Linked DNA regions of Mus musculus: region 1 is linked to region 2. Evidence: chromatin loops called from intact Hi-C (ENCODE). Cell type or tissue: left cerebral cortex. All regions are shown on one strand. Each heading gives the region's core, and the rest is flanking DNA. Links, peaks and the distances in the headings are about the cores only. Region 1 overlaps Rnf220 (ring finger protein 220). Region 2 overlaps Kif2c (kinesin family member 2C).

The links. A loop is a pair of places that touch in the nucleus more often than their neighbours do. Peaks named below come from ENCODE experiments on the same cell type or tissue, not always from the same donor. Only the 100,000 strongest peaks of a DNase experiment are listed, where the experiment ranks them.
Region 1: a loop joins it to region 2, with 2.6 times the contacts of the local background. A loop is called at or near these places in 1 of 42 quality-filtered maps.

The regions. Positions count from the first base shown.
Region 1 is chr4:117,453,487-117,457,877 of GRCm38, reverse strand. The region is part of intron 2 of Rnf220 (ring finger protein 220); the gene reads left to right. Among named protein-coding and RNA genes, the nearest start is that of Gm12828, 13 kb to the right of the region's middle. In left cerebral cortex, for the core only: no CTCF peak of the experiment used is centred there; a DNase peak (open chromatin) is centred at 2,052.
Region 2 is chr4:117,168,150-117,172,540 of GRCm38, reverse strand. It overlaps Kif2c (kinesin family member 2C), which reads left to right. Exons shown (of 20, transcript NM_134471.4): 7 at 156-256; 8 at 729-824; 9 at 2,402-2,456; 10 at 2,544-2,706. Among named protein-coding and RNA genes, the nearest start is that of Kif2c, 12 kb to the left of the region's middle. In left cerebral cortex, for the core only: a CTCF peak has its summit at 1,850 (motif pointing left); no DNase peak of the experiment used is centred there.

The sequences.
Region 1 (4,391 bases), core at 102-4,101, 290 kb before region 2:
GGCCTTGGGGGCCAGTATATAACCTTACAATACATAACAAAAGACCCATCCTCAACACACAACCATGTGCAATTCTAGTCTCAGTGGTTCCAAAGCCATCTTCCTGCCCATGGTGCACATACCTACAATCACAAAACACTCATGCCCATAAAGTAAAAAATAAAGTAAATCTAAAAAAGAGAAGTCATCACATACACACACACACACAAAAAAAAAAAAAAAACCAAAAAACCAGATGCAAAGTTTTCTGTTTGTGTTGAGCAGCAAGATGCAAAGGCAGAGCAGAGAGGCCTCACATGTCAGTTCATTTAGGAACTAAGGCCGGGTCTCTTATACAATACCGTCCCTCATCTGAGATAGTACACCTTTGCACAGGCTTGTTTGTATGTGACTGTTGCCAGGAACGTGACACTCTAAGGAGCACAAGGAAGCTAGCAGTTTGCCTGACAGGCTTGTCTCTGTCTCACTGCCACCCTGCAGAGGCCCAGCTAAGGCGCTCACACTCAGACAGGGTCTGTTTGCCAGAGTAGCCACTCTTCAGTCGTTTTCAACAAGACTCTTCAAGTGAAATTCATGTGTTTAGGGAGTGTGGGGGCTCACACCATGAGCCTAGCTAGCATTTGGAGGCTGAGGATTGCCACAAGTTCAAAGTCGTAATGGACCACCAAAAAAGGATGTTTGGTGTACTCTCACAAACAAATCTCTGAGTCCTCCCTCCACGTCCTCTCCCACTGGAGAGAAGGCATCACACAGAACGGGAAATGGTGGTGTTCATTAAAGTGATAACCTTGGTCTGCTCCGTGTTCTATTTCCTGAAAGCAAATTAGCTCTCTAAATTTCTATGCTTTATTAGTGGCAATAAATTACCGTGAGCCTTGTGGTTGACATCTTGGTTGAGAACCAAGACAGGCACCGTGGTAGATGTTCATAGAAAGAAGGGGGCGTTGGAGTCCTACCAACTGTGAATCATTACAGTTCAGTCATTGCCCGTCATCTTGATCTGTTTGCTTAGTGTGTGACTTTCATCTGAAAGAGGGTTATCCACTTTACAAGTTGCCATTGGTGGTGCTGGGGATGTAGCTCAGTGATTGAACATTTGCCTAATAGGTCCAAGGCCTTGAATCTGACCTCCATGATATCTCTCTCTCTCTCTCTCCCTCTCTCTCTCACTCTCTCTCTCTCTGTGTCTCTCTGTGTGTGTGTCTCTCTCTCTCTCACACACACATACACACACACACATGCATGCATGCATGTATGCACTGTTGGGATTAGAAATAGGTCTGAAAATACTCACTGTATTGCCTTCCTCCTAAATAGCCTCTAGTTCAGTCCTGTTACCTTGCTGCAGCCAGTTTTAAGGGCCCAGCATCTTACTCTGAATCACGCCATAGTTTTCTAATTAGTTTTCCCTTCAGCCTTTTTTGATGTGTTGCTCAGAGCAAGGGATAGTCTCAAAGGCCAGTTTGAGCCTTTAACAGGTGTGTCCTTGGTATGGGGATGCACATGTAACTGCCATTTACCCAGTGGCTCGTATGACAGGGGCTGGTGTGGCAATTTTTATGTGTTTCCTTGTTTAGTCCTCATAGTAAGCCTGTGAGATATTGCCATCCTATGAATTAGTAGTTCTATTAATGGTTTGAGTTTTTTGTTATGTTTTCGATAGGATCTCATGTAGCCCAAGCTTGCCTCAAACTCTATATGTGACAAGATGACCTTGATTGCCTGATAATTTTGCCTCTCAATCTTCCCAGTGTTAAGATTACAGGTAAAGACCATGTCTTGTTTTTAATATTATGCTGGAATTAAATCCAAGACATTGTGAATCTAGGAAAGCACTCTACCAATAAAGCTATATCCCCAGTCGCATTCTAGAAACATCCAGTAGCTTGCCAGTAGCCATTCGGCTAGGACACCAAGAGCTGTGTGTGTGTGGTTAGGAAGCCACTGCTCTGCTCCCACCGCCTGCTGCCTGTGCACGCAGTTGCCAGAGCCTGGTGCTGCTCAGCATTCTAAGCCTCTAGCCCACTGGCTGGGTGCTGATGCTACGCTTGCCACACAGCCTCCCAGTGATGCGGCTTTGCACATTGCTTAGCTGCCGGGAAATGAGAATGGATATGAATATCTGATCTGCCCTTGTGTGCATCAGTAGGCTGACATTCTAGCTGCATACTCTTGTTTTTATGGTTGTGTGAGCATGCTCCATCTTCCCTGGGCTCAAGTCTGAGTGGATCAAGTTTCTGGACCAGCAAGGCTGAGCGCCAACTCTGGGTGTTGATCAGTGTGTTCAGAAAGTGCCACTTGGACTGAGCTTTTGACGGTCAGTTTGTTGTACCAATCACAACTTTCTGATGCCAGCAATCAACTTTGATGACAGTGATGAAAACTGTCATTTATGTGAAACTGGGCTACTTTCACAGACTTTTAGATCATAACAAAAACAGAGGCTTGGTTTCCAGAGACCTGGGCTGGTCTTTGTTTATGGCTGTTCCACTTATTGTTTTCTTGAACATTTAATCAACAAACATGTTTTGAACCCTCCAACAAGAGGAATACAAAACAACTTGGTATATTGACCTTGCTTTAAAGATCCATACAATGTAATTGGAAATGTTAGATATTTTTAAAAGACCAACAATTAAAAATACCAACTCATGGTCTTTCACATAAGCATCCTATGAATCTCAGGAAGTGAATATTTGACATGACATGTGCCCAGCTTTCAATGTGGGGCTTGATGAACATTTGATGGCAGATCTTAGTTACTTTTCTATTGCTATGATAAAACATTATGACCAAGGGAACTTAAAGAGGAAGTAGTTTATTGGGGACTTGCTTACGTTTCAGTGGGTGAGTCCATGACTATCATGGTAGGGAGCATGACCACAGGCAGGCAGGCAGGCATGATGCTGGAGCAGTAGCTGAGAGCTGATATTTGGTCCACAAGCATGAAACAGACAGAGACAGAGGGAGTCGGGGAGAGAATGCTAACTGTGGAATGGTGGCCCGGGTTCTTTAAACCTCAAAGCCCATTTCCAGTGGCACACTTCCTCCAACAAAGCCACGCCTCCCAATTCTTCCCAAACAGTTCCACCAGCTGGGACCAAGCATTCAAATAGATGGGCCATGGGGGCTATTGACATCCAAACCACCACAGCTGTGTATGTACCACAGGTTTGCCTTCCAGACACCTCTCTAACATAGACAACAACCCATCCGTATCCATCAGAAGCTGCAGACTCATGACATCCCAATGACTGTCTCATGAGAACCTTAAACTCCGAGTGTCCCAGTGCATCCTATGAGCTCTCCCTCTTTGGAAAAGGAGTATTCCCTCAAAATCAGAGCAGAGAGCTGGGCTCTGTCCACTGAATTGAGATTCCACAGGCAGACACTGGATAGATGTGATGGTCTGCAGTGGCTTGGTTGCACTTCTGGCCTTGGAAAGCTGTTTCCCCCAGAACAAGCTGGCTAGCGGGATCAGCCATAGGGAAAAGCTCTGGGTTTGATGGAGGGACCTTGTCTTAAAAGATAAAAGGGAAGAGCCATAGAGGAAGATTTGCAACATCAATCTGGACTTCATAACATAAGCACATATATTCATACATACTCATGTGCATGCAAGGACAAACACACATATGTGCTACGCATACACATACACACACACACACACAAAGAAGTAGGGAAAAGAACAGAGTTGGGGACAGTCTCTTCCTCCTCTTTCTTTGTGTGAAGGAATTTAAACTTGTTTTCTGTGCTAGATGAAATCATGGATTCAAAACATTCAATTCACTCCCTGCACAGAGAAATCGTTAAATGTTAGCTAGTATCTGAAACTTCCCCTTAAATTCTATCTTTTGTGACTTGGCAGCAAGGCTACTGTCTACTTCAGCCCTTTCTGCCACATTTCATTACTTTGCCAAACATTGTCTGTTCTTCATTATCCGTCAGATGCAATTCATTCCCCGTCTGCTTGACCGGCACCTACTAAATGCTGTGCTTTCAAGGCAAGCACTATACTGACTGAGTCATCTCTTCCACTCTTTATTACTTGTTTTTATTTTTCTAAAAGATTTATTTATTTATGTGTATAAATATTTAGCTTGCATGTATGTCTGTGTGCCTGGTGTGTGTGTGGGGGGGGGTCAGAAGAGGGTGTCAGATCCCTAGGGTTATGAACATTTATGAGCCGCTATGTGGGTGCTAGGACCTGACCCTGTGTCCTCTGGAAGGAAAGCTGGTGCTCTTCACAGCTCAGCCATCTCTCCAGCCCCATTGTGTTATTCTTTTATAGCCTTGTCTTTCTGTGTTTACTATGGATTGTTTTCAGGTATCTACCCATCAGTACTTCTTACATGATTGTTTATATTATTTGCCTATTAATCTGTTAGAGA
Region 2 (4,391 bases), core at 247-4,246:
TTCTGAGATAGCCAGAGCTACATGGAGGAAAAAGCCAAAATAAGCAGAAGCAGAGAGGGTCTAGAGAAAGATGACCTGTTTTATGAAAGATCCAGTGCTCAGGGAATAGCCAGAGACTGACAGAGGGAACCCGGTGTGTTTCCTTCTCTTCTTAGTTCGGAGGAAATCGTGTATCGTGAAGGAGATGGAGAAAATGAAGAACAAGCGTGAAGAGAAGAGGGCCCAGAACTCGGAGCTAAGAATAAAGCGAGCACAGGTGACTGTCGGGAGATGTGGTCGAGAGTTTCCGCACAGGTCCCTAACAGATGTGCAGTCAGCTGATGACCAGCTGAGCCATACTTGGTGCTGATTGGCCAGTGGGGTAGCCCATCTTGTCCTCACAAGGTGTAATGCTTTTGCTGGGCACACCTACTTGCTTTCTTGTCCATCCCCTGTAAGCTGTATTATCACAGGGTGAAATCGGTGGCAAAGAAGGCTCCTTAGCTGGGTAACTGCTCTGAGGAAACCCATTCTGTTGCTTTGCCTCCTAAGATGGTGAAAGCAGCTCTCGTCCTTGGTGCATGCCTATGCTCCCCCACAGTCCTGCCTCAGAACTTTGTGCCTGGCTTCTCAGACTGGAGCCGGGGTGAGGCACTCCTTAGCTGCGGAGCTGTTGCTGCCTGGTAGCTCTGGGTCTAAGAGCACCCGCACCTGAACTTTTGTCCTTCTGTCCCTCCTGCCTCACACAGGAATATGACAGCAGCTTTCCAAACTGGGAATTTGCCCGGATGATCAAAGAATTTCGGGTTACTATGGAATGTAGCCCGCTTACTGTGACAGACCCTGTGAGTATACCAGAAAGTCTCCTCCTCTTCCCTGAGCAGGTAAACCACTGAAGGACAAAGAGAAAGCATGCAGGGATCACCATGCAGTCTTGAGTGTTATCTGAGGGAGTGCTTCTCTCTCTCTCTCTCTCTCTCTTTTTCTATGTGTGTGTGTGTTAATGGGGATTGAATTTGGTACTCCATATAACTGAGCACAGTCTCCCCTTGAGCCATATCCCTGGTGGGGCCTCCCAACACTTTTTAAAGATAGTGTCTTAGGGCTGGAGAAATGGCTCAACAGTTAAGAGTACTTGTTCTCCCAAAACACCGGGGTTCGATTCCCTACAGGTGTCTCACAACCAGCTGTAAATCCCCTGCTTCCTGGGCACTGCTCCCATGTGATACACAGACATGTACAGGCCGGCACTCTTACATATTTACAAAAACGAAAGGGTCACACTTTAGAACTGCCTGGCCTAGAACTTGCTGTGTAGACTAAACTTGCCTTAAACTCACACAAATCTGCTTGCCTGTCTCCCAGGTGCTAGAATTACAGTGACATGGCAGAACACCCAGTAAACAATGTCCTTAAATTAGCTTTGTTTCCCCTGGCAGGGTGCTTGTGCTCACTCCCATATGGATGACAGGACAGCTTGCAGGACTCAGTTCTCTAACGTGTGTGTGTGTGTGTGTGTGTGTGTGTGTGTGTGTGTGTGTGTGTATGTGTATGTGCGGGTGCGCGTGTGCACGTGCCAGGGATTGAACTTGGGTCTTCAGGCTTGGTGTCCTGACTGCCTGTATCTGCTGAGCCATCTCCCAGGCTGGTTTTTGTTTGTTTGGCTGGATTTTTTTCCCCTTCTTGAGACAGAGTCTCAATGTATGGTGAGATTACAGGTATATGCTGTCAAACTTTGCCTTAAAAAAACAAAGCAAGGCCTAGAGACATGACTCAGCAGTTAAGAGCACAGGCTGCTCTTCCAGAGGTCAAGTCCCACTAACCTCATGGTGGCTCGCAACTATCTATAATGGGATCTGATGCCCTCTTCTGGTGTGTCTGAAGATAGCAACAATGTATTCATACAATAGAATACAATAAACAAATAATTCTCTAAAAAAATAAAAACCAAAAACCAAACAAAATTCTGGGGGTATTGCACCTGTGTGGCCATGCCGTGGAGAAGGTCAGGAACAGCTTACTGAGTTGGGCCTCCTGTCTTGTGGGTTCCAGGTATGGAACTGAGGTCATCCGGCTTGGCAAAGGAGCTCTTGCCCACCCGGCCATCTCAGCAGCTAGATTTTTTGTTTGTTTTTAAATACTTTAGGGGAGAACATTAGTTAAGGCTCAGATGAGGCACTCGCTCTCTGCTTTAGGCTGGCCTGACTGCTAAGGGCTAGTTGAGTAGTGCTGAATCCTTGAAGGCCATGGAGTAAGAGAACGAGGGCCATTCAGAATGACTTTCTTGTCCCCTAGAGTGGTTAACAGGGTTCTAGTATCAGGTTTCTTTGTCCCTTGCTAGAGCCAAGAAAGGGGTTGTGGATAAACTCTGCTTTGGTACTGTTCTGACCTCCCGTTGGCTGTCTCCCTCATTCTCTTGCAGATCGAAGAGCACAGGATCTGTGTCTGTGTCAGGAAACGCCCACTGAATAAACAAGGTGAGCTGTTGAGTCAGAAGCAGAGGGCTGACTGAGAGGAAGGTCCTGTGTTCAGAGAGCAGCCCCTGAAATCTTCTCCTTCTGCAGAACTGGCCAAGAAAGAAATCGATGTGATTTCTGTTCCCAGCAAGTGTCTCCTCCTGGTGCATGAACCCAAGTTAAAAGTGGACTTAACGAAGTACCTGGAGAACCAAGCTTTCTGCTTTGACTTTGCATTTGATGAGACAGCTTCCAATGAAGTTGTCTACAGGTGAGCCCTGTGCTCTCGCTTATCCTCCTCATGCCACTTTCTCCCCCAAGTCTCTCTCTGTCTGACAGCGGACGTCGAACTCCTCCCTGATCTGTCGAGTTTTACTGGGTTAGCTCTCTGATTCAGGAGCACTGGCCCCTCTAACTGTGAGGTCTTGTTTGGGACCTGCCATGTCACCTTTTAAGCTATAGCAGCCCAGCCTTAGATGACTCATGAGTGAGACATTACCACTGCACTGAGGATCATGGGTAGGCACCAGCAGTTCTCTTCGATGTTTTGTTGGGACAAGAGCTCATCTGTAGCCCAGGCTATCCTAGACCTGTCTGTGCTGCTCGCTCACATGGTCTTGAACCATAGCAGTCCTGCCTCAGTCTCCCAAGTGCTGAGATTACACTTTCCAATGGTTTATGCAGCTACCTCATGACCCACATGAGCTTAGCAGCCTCAGGTATCTTCAGATCTACTCGGTGCAGTGTGCCACTCAGCACCTAAGCTTACATCTTTGGTTGTGAGCTTAGTCTTTCATGTCTGAGCCATCTCTCCGTCCCAGCATTTAATTCACAGTGAAGGTTTCAGGGAGGGGGTTGGTGGTGGGGTGTGTTTGTGTGGATGCATGAGGAGAAAATGGACATGGTTGTGCCATGGTGTGTGTGTAGAAGTCAGGACAGCTTTGAGAGGTCAGCTCTCCTTCCACGAGTGCAGACTTAGACAGAAAGCACTTTTTATCAGCTAAGCCCCAGCCTTCAAGGCTTTGAGTTTGTCAGACATTTTTTTTTAAAAGAGGTTTGGAGGTGCAGTCTTACACTTCTGGTGCTGGGGAAGCTGAGGTAATAGGTCTTGACATTGGCCAGGCAGTGGTGACACACACCTTTAATCCCAGCACTCGGGAGGCAGAGGCAGGCAGATTTCTGAGTTCGAGGCCAGCCTGGTCTACAGAGTGAGTTCCAGGACAGCCAGGGCTATACAGAGAAACCCTGTCTCGAAAAAACAAAACAAAACAAAAAACGGACACAGGAGGGTTTGGAACTTAAGGCCAGCCTAGGCTATAGTGTGAGATCCTAATTATGACAGACATTCTATGTAGTTCACATACGACATATTTTCGGCCTGGTTTTCTTTTGCCCTTTGTAATACATCCTGAGCAGTGGGGTCAGAGGAGGGGCTGTTTGGCTTAAAGTCTGGATCATCAGCTTGTTCCTGGTAGGTGAGTTGGACACTGCCTGCACCCTTTTATTTAGCTAGTAGTACAGATTGGTTAGTGGGATGGATCAGGGTAGACCTTGAGAGGAATGCTCTACTTAAGGAATTAAGACTTGCAGCTTGACCCGGGTGTGGTGGCGCACGCCTTTAATCCAGCACTCGGGAGGCAGAGGCAGGCAAATTTCTGAGTTTGAGGCCAGCCTGGTCTACAGAGTGAGTTCCAGGACAGCCAGGGCTATACAGAGAAACCCTTTCTCAAAAAAAAAAAAAAAAAAAAAAAGACTTGCAGCTTGACAGGCAGTGGTGGTCACACCTTTAATTCCTTTAATTTCTTGAGTTGGAAGCCAGCCTGGTCTACAGAGAGTTCCAGGACAGCCAGGGCTGTACAGAGAAACCCTGTCTTTTGGTTTTTGTTTGTTTGGTTTTTGTTTTTCCAGACAGTTTCTCCGTACAGTCCTGGCTGTCCTAGAACTCACTCTGTAGAT